Regions from separate parts of the Homo sapiens genome. Here region 2 is linked to region 1. A link is an interaction called in ENCODE POLR2A ChIA-PET data of the cell type or tissue named here. Cell type or tissue: MCF 10A. All regions are shown on one strand.

What was found. ChIA-PET counts read pairs that join two places held together with the same protein. Peaks named below come from ENCODE experiments on the same cell type or tissue, not always from the same donor. Only the 100,000 strongest peaks of a DNase experiment are listed, where the experiment ranks them.
Region 2: POLR2A ChIA-PET joins it to region 1 with 6 read pairs; 3 of 35 experiments call an interaction of 5 or more read pairs at or near these places.

The regions. Positions count from the first base shown.
Region 1 is chr15:90,014,333-90,018,332 of GRCh38, reverse strand. All of the region lies in intron 1 of ZNF710 (zinc finger protein 710), which reads right to left. Among named protein-coding and RNA genes, the nearest start is that of MIR3174, 9.6 kb to the right of the region's middle. In MCF 10A, no CTCF peak of the experiment used is centred here; a DNase peak (open chromatin) is centred at 2,412.
Region 2 is chr15:90,306,521-90,310,520 of GRCh38, reverse strand. No RefSeq gene overlaps it. Among named protein-coding and RNA genes, the nearest start is that of NGRN, 43 kb to the right of the region's middle. RefSeq lists an enhancer at 3,927-3,976. In MCF 10A, no CTCF peak of the experiment used is centred here; no DNase peak of the experiment used is centred here.

The sequences.
Region 1 (4,000 bases):
GCTGGGTGTGGTGGCACACGCCTGTGATCCCAGCTATTCAGGAAGCTGAGGCAGGTGAACTGCTTGAATCCGGGAGGCGGAGGTTGCAGTGAGTCGAGATCACGCCACTGTCCTCCAGTCTGGGTGACAGAGCAAGACTCCATTTCAAAAAAAAAAAAAAAAGAAAAAAGAAAAGAAAAGCCCCAAAACAGGGATTTGGAAGAGAAATTCTAACAAGCTCTGTAATTGAAGCAAAAGAACACAGCTGATGTTACACAGAAGTTTTTCTGGGGGAGACAGAACACAAGAAGATGATGGAGCAGAATGCTGGGTAGGACGTCCAGAGCGCTCACAGCACACTGTGAGTGAGAAGCTAGCCTTTGCTAAGAGAGATGCCCTGGAGCCCAAGGAAGGAGATTCCATAGGGCATGGCCTTAATTATTCAAGCACCAGGAAAACCTGAGGAGCAGTGGGGAGGTGTCTCAATGTTGCCGGTCCCTTTATGATCAAAAGCCAAAAGCTTTAAAGTCTATTTCAGATATCAAAATGCATCCATTTGGGAACCGTTTCCTGGGTGCTTCCCATCCATTCTCGAATTCTGCAAACAACTGGGCACTGATGAGTATAAACTTTCCAGGGGAACAGCACCATGCTGTTCAAGACACTCCCACCTTCACCAAGTAACCAAACAAAAGTGGACAGGATGGGTCATTAGGATGCATCCCTTGCAAGATGCCAAGCAGTATAGTGACAGGATGTTGGACATGCCAGCTCAGGCCCACAGATCCCGAAAACTTCCTACCCCCGAGAGCATTCCTCAGCCCAAAAGGACCCTGCTTCTTTCTTAAAGAATGATGACTCCAAGTTAGAAAATAAATATGGCACCACACACAAGGACAGCCGGAGCTGGATGATTTTGTATCTCTTAAAGACATCAAATTCTTCCCCTGGTGAAGCTATAGCCTGTAAATTACAGCCTTGTATTATATATGGCCAACACTTTCAGCTTTGTTCTCCATACAGCATTTCTCATCAGCAAGGAGGAAGCAGTCAATACCCTACTTTGAAAAACAGCACAGGTGGTTCTGGGAAACAAATAATAAAAATGCACCTCTCCCTCCCTTTAATTAAAGACATGCTATCCAATGGCACTTCTGAATAGAAAAATATTTTTAAAAAGTTATTCTCCCAGAATCTTCCAAGTACCAAGTGCCTTTACCCCTAAAAAGTTCCCTGCCATAAAACAAAGTGAATGCACCAGCTTAGGGAGCCAGGAAATGCTCCCTCAGCACCTGGCAGCAGCTGGCACCTACCTGAGGCCAGTTTACAGACAGAAAGAAAAGCTCCCTTGAAATAACGCTAAGGTTCAGACATTCTGATAAAAGCTGGGAACTTCAAAGGCAGGACTGCAGAGCCAATCCGTAATCCTCCTCGAAGTGTCTGATGTGGCTGGCTGGGCTCTGGGCTTGCCTTTACCACCTACTGCCTGAGCTTTTGCCCCGTAGGCACAAGCCAGCTGCAGAGGCAGGAGTGGAAGTTTCTTTACAGTCACTCCCTTTGCAGAGATGGGTCTAGGCTATGGTGTATGGCCATTTGTCCTTGACCAATGAAATGTTGGTTAAAAAAAACAAGAGGCCAGGCACAGTGGCCCACGCCTATAATCCTTGGGAAGCCAAGGTGGAAGAATCACTGAGGCCGTTAGCTTGAGACCAGCACAGACCCCACCTCTACAAAAAATTTAAAAATGAGCCAGGCATGATGGTACATGCCTGTAGTCCCAGCTACTTGGGAGGCCGAGGCAGGAGGATCACTTGAGCCCAGGAGTTTGAGGCTGCAGTGAGCTATGATCGTACCACTGCATTCTAGCGTGGGTGACAGAGTGAGACCTGTCTCAAAAAAATAAAATAAATATAAGAAAGCAAGAAAAGAAAACTGACAGAGATGAGTCCAATGGCTCTGGAGTCAGGACTGAATTCAATGCCAGGTTCCAAGGCTAACTCTCTCCATGAACTTGGGCAAGTCATTTCAGACTTCTGAGCTTCAGTTTCTCGGTCTAAAAATGATAACCTTGCACCAGTTTCTGGAGAGTATTAACTGAAATCGTCTATGTGAAAATGCAGAGCAAAGGTGAAAGACTTCTTCCCCACCTCCGCCTACCCTCCTTTCTTTCTACCCATCCTTTTTTCCTTCTTTAAAAAAAATTATTAGGTAGTATGTGCACAAGGTACAAGATTCAAAATACAGAAAAAGATACACCATGAAAAGTCAGCCCCGACTGTGGGAAACCACTGTTACCAGCCTCCTAGATATCCTTGCGGAGCTACTGCATAAGCAGGCATTCTATCCCTCTCTCTCACTTAAAATGTCTTAGTTGGTACATAGTGTACATTGGTACATAGGGCGTGTCCATTCTTTATTACAACTGCACAGAATTGCATCGTATGGCATTGGGCGCGGTGACTCACGCCTGTAATCCCAACACTTTGGGAGGCTGAAGGGGGGATTGCTTGAGTCCAGGAGTTCGAGACCAGCCTGGGCAATATAGTGAGACCTTGTCTCTACAAAAAATTTAAAAATTAGCTGGGTGGGTTTTCTCAGTATTTACGGGCATGCGCCTGTGTTCCCAGATACTTGGGAAGCTGAGGTGGGAGGATCGCTTAAGCCTGGGAGGTCGAGGCTGCAGCGGGCTGTGACTGCGCCATTGCACTCCAGCCTGGATGACAAGAGCAAGACCCCGTCTCAAAAAAAAAAAAAAAAAGAATTGCATTGTATGGTGGCTGGATAATTTATTTACCAGTTCTCTAGTGACGGACATTCTGGCTGTTTCCTTTCTCTTTTCCTTTTACAAGCAATGATGCAATTAACTATCTTGAAAAATGCATCATTTCACACATGTACAATTTATCTGTTAAGAGAAATTTCCAAAAGAGAAATTGCCCGTGCACTTTTAATTTTAATAACTATTGCCAGAATTTCCTCCATAAAAGTTGTACTGATTTACACCTCTATCAACAACTATGAGAGTATCTGTTCCCCACCAACACATCTCCACAGAAAACTTGTGTTTCTCTTATTGCTAGTGGGCTCTCACATTCTCATATGGTTCAGAACCTTTTCTGTGAACTGTCTGTGTTTTTAGCCTGCTTTAAAAATTTGGTTGATGGGCCAGGCGCAGTGGCTCATGCCTGTAATCCCAGCACTTTGGGAGGCTGAGGCGGGTGGATCACCTGAGGTCAAGAGTTCAAGACCAGCTTGACCAACATGGAGAAACCCCATCTCTACTAAAAGTACAAAATTAGCTGGGGTAGTGGTGCATGCCTGTAATCCCAGCTACTCAGGAGGCTGAGGCAGGAGAATCGCTTGAACCTGGAAGACAGAGGCTGCGGTGAGGCAAGATCGCGCCATTGTACTTCAGCCTGGGCAACAAGAGCAAAACTCCATCTCAAAAAAAAAAAAAAAAAAATTCAGTTGATGGTCTTTTTCTTAATGACTTGTAGGAACTCTTTAGATATTAAGGAAATGGAAATGAGCTCCATGATATATGTTGCAAAAATGCTTTCCCAATTTTGAGAACTGGGAGACTCCTTTGATTTTATGATGGATTCTGCCAAGAAGAAATTCTTTACTTGCATAGGGTCAAATATATTAATTTTTTCTCTTATGACTTCTGGGTTTTAAGTCATTCTTAGAAAGTACTTTCTCCAAGTTCATTTTTAAAAATATTTACCATCTTTAACCCAACTGAAATTTATTTTGTTTTAATGTGTTCGTTTTTTAGATGGCCATCTAGTTAAACCAGGTCATAATTTTTTAAATGCCATCTTTTTTTTTTTTTTTTTTTAAGAGATAGGGTCTCACTATGTTTCCCAGACTGGATTCAAACTCCCGGGTACAACTGATCCTCCCACCTCAGCCTCTAGTGTAGCTGGGATTACAGGAACACACCATCATGCCTGGTTCTGCCATCTTTATTTTATATTAACCCATCTTGAAGTCCCTTCTCCTTCCTCTCTTCCAACTC
Region 2 (4,000 bases), 290 kb before region 1:
CCAGCTACTTGGGAGGCTGAGGCAGGAGAATCGCCTGAACCCAGGAGGCGAAGGTTGCAGTGAGCGAAGATTGAGCCAGTGTTGGAGGAGGGGCCGGGTGGAAGGTGATTGAATCATGGAGGCAGACTTCCCCCTTCCTGTTCTCATGATAGAGTTCTCACAGAGCTGGTTGTTGTAAAATGTGCAGTACCTTCCCCTTTGCTCTCTCTTCCTCCTCCTCCAGCCACGTAGGACTGGCTGGCTTCCCTTTGTGCACACGATGCAGTCTCACTCAAGCCTCTCAAAGAGTCCATGGCTTTCGTATTATGCCCATTTCAGAGATGAGTGGACCAAAGCTCAGCGAGATTAGATGATGTGCGTAAGGCTGCAGGGCTGGAAAACAGTGTCATCAGGTCTGTGACCTGGGTCTGCCTCCTGAAGCCTGAGGTCACCCTCCATTCAGCCACATGACAGGTCAGTGGACCTGTGGAGAGTGAGTGTTGGGTGGGTACGAGTGCCATCACTCCTCTCCCATGGGTCCCTACTTGGTGCCAGGTGTGTGGGCAGTATTTGTATTTTTACAATGATTCTTTAATACACGAAAAGCACAATCATCATCATCATCATCCTCCCTCCATATTGTGCACAGGCTCAAGACACCAAGGTTCTCAGAAATCTTTGTTTTGGGTAACAAAAATACTTTTCCTAATGTGAAGCTATTGTTAAACCATGTCTCATCATCATCTGTTAGCCCCAACATCAAAAACGACAACAAAAATAACAGCAAAGCCTCACAATAGATACACAGCACTCTCAGGACTCGCAAGAAAAAAATGTGATGAAAAACTAGGCTGAGACCGTAACACGAGGTCTGGTGATCTCTGTGTAGAGTCTTCATTACAGTGTCCCTTAAAATAGCCGGGCTTGAGCCCTTAGTAGGTTTTGAAATCAATTTAGTGAATCTTAGCCCGTATTAAAAAAATAGACTTTTGAATTAGTCTACATTTTAAGAGTAAGTAGTGTTTTATAAGGCTTCTGTTTCAGTCCTGTAGGTGTATGTGTGTGTATGTGCGTGCATGTGCACGTGTGTGCGTTGGGTGTACACTTCTTGCTGTGGTTATTTATCAGAAAGGCTTAAAGGCCCTGCTGTTGCGAGCATTCATGAATGCCTCTGAGGAGTTAATGAAAAGGTAGCTGGGAATGTTCCCTGATCTTGTGCACCCACAGGGACCACGAATGCCTGCACGTGCGGGATTTATAATCAGGGCCAGTGCTTCACAGGGCTAGAATTAGATATTGAGTCAAATCATGAATGCATGCCACTTTAAAGCAGATGACACCTGGGTATAATTTGGAAGATGAACAGTCAGCTAGGGAGTTGGGCTAGATAGAGCCATTCAGACCAAGTAATTGCAAGAGTGATAAGAGAGTAGGGAATGGCAGGCCCTTAGAACTACTGTGGCCTAACTGCTACCTCACTGTCTTTAGGTACATTGGGAAATAATTTCTCCTACTTCTTATGGACAGTAATTATTTATTACTCCTTTTAAGAATAATTTGAGACACACACATATATATATATTGTTTATATATGTGTGTAAATACATATATGTGTAAATATATATATTTATCTTATGTATCTTAAAAGGAGTAATAATGATAAATAATTATATGTATTTAATTATAAATAATTATCTATAATTAAATAAGTAAATATAATTATAAATAATTGCAATAAATATAATAAACACAATTATATAATATTAATATATTAATAATACTAATAATATATAAGTATATATAATAATTATAATCAATAAATATAATAAATAATAATTATTATTCCTTTTAAAATAGATAAATATATGTATAGATATACATATATAGATATACATCTATATATATATACTTATCTCCAAAATATTAATAAATAGCAGCAGCAGCAATTCCCATGGTTATTGTCTACTGGCTGTCAGGCACCCTATTAGGGGCTCTCCTGCATTATCTTTCATCTTCTCAAACATCTTACAAGGTTGTTCTTGTGGAAGTTTTACACATCAAAGGACAGCGGGTATTGGTTTTGGGGAGTTAAAGGGAAAGATAAGCGGGTGGTCCAAGCACAAGGCTCGTGGGATTCCATGAACTTGGTGACTTGAACCCTCTGTAGCTCTGCAGGTTCAGACACCCACTTTTGTCAACAAGCTGAGAGCTGGTATCTCGGATACGGGTCATGTCATCCAGTGGAGGTGTGGACAACCAGAATGCCTCCTGATTAACCTATGATGACAATAACTGTGACACAGCCTGGACCACTGGAGCCAACCTGACCAGCCCATGTGAACTCATAACCCAGTTAGAATTTTGCCTGGTGAATGTTGATGTAGAAAGGGGGATGGGAGGTGACTATAAAGGTTTAATGTTATCTAGTAAGAATGGCTTGAAGTGAGGCTTACCAATCTTTACCTTTTACCTACATAGTTTCTTGATGAGAAGGAGACCAGACCCAGGGAACTTTCTGGAGATGAGTGTGGTAGGCTGTGCCCCCCAAGCTCCAGCGCTCAGAGCTAGAGACTTCAACTTGGGGTTGAGCCAAAGTACTGGCCTTTGATACCTCACCTAGACTGAAGAGAGGGCAGGGCCAACGTGACTTGCCTGCCTGGATGCACTGTGAGAAGCTGGAGCAGAAGGAAAGCAAAAGGAAGCCAGCTGAGGAGCTGGGGTGCAAGGGCCCTGAGACTGGGCAGGCCAATCAAAGAAGGCAAAAAAGTGTGCCATGCACAAGCAGTGCCCCAACTCCATAATCAACCCCTTCTGACATGTGAGGCCACATGGGTGATATGCTGTCTTGAGTCAGATTAGCTACTCTTATCCTGGGGAGAGAAGAATGAAAGGAGGGAAAGCGAGAGAGTACGTGTCCATCCAAGTGTTCCCTAAAATGGTCTGCAAGTCAGATGGGGAGAAGTTCCCTCATCTATGAGCCTGAGATGGGAATATGGGAAAAAGAATAACAGCGTCTACAAAAACGGCAGGCACTGCTCTTGGCCAGGATACTGGATATCTTTGACGAAGATGCATTTTTTTCTTCTGAGCTGTTCTTAGATGGACCCTGTCAGCCTGCTCTGGAACCCCAAAAAGGCAGGAGTAGAATTTGTTCATGCCCTTAGCACAGTGCTTAGCAGACTCTCAATATATATACAGAATACATGCATTTACTTCTCTCTCCTTTTTCTTCTTTCATGGAATCAAACTCTACCTTAAATTGACTATTATTCCTTTAGCTGTGTTATTATCCTCAATCAGATTGTTCAACATGTTCAACAAGTCAGAATGTTCAACATGATGACTTTGCACATCTCTGCTCCATACAATATGTATTGATCTTGTTGTTTAGCTCTTGGAGGACCATCTCATTTTCCCTCTTATACCAAGTTCTTTAGAAGTGCATTTCCCTGTAGCTGTCAAGAGCTTACTCTCTCATTCCCATTCCACAGTCATTTATGAGCGGAGCCAACGTTAAGATCCAAGGTCACGGGAAGAAAATGTTATTGGATAGACTGAACAACCCCTGTTAGACGTTAGCGTTTCACAGAACTCATCAGAGAAACCCAAGTTTTCACCAAACACTGCATTGATTTCCGCCTCCCACAGCAATTGGTTATTTTGCCCAAGAGAGGAAACTGTTTCCATTTCACACATGGTAAAGGACACCTCCTGATAATTTCCCTTTGGGGCCAGGAATTTAATCTTACTACTGGGTTAATGCTTTTACTTGGGTGGCTTTTTAACCTCAATAAGTGAGCTGTACTTCCTCCCACCATCACTTTCATAATTGCTGTGAAAAGAGGCCCTCGTGTGGGTTGCTGCAGAGACAGCCTGGGGAAAGCCGGTGAAGTTAAATGCGCTGCTTGAAAGCAGAGACACCCACTTCTAGCCCCTCCAGCCCGAGCAAGCCGTTAGATTTGGACCCTAGCAGGGACAAGGTCAATTTCTCTTTGCTTTTTTTCTTCCATTTCCTGTTCTT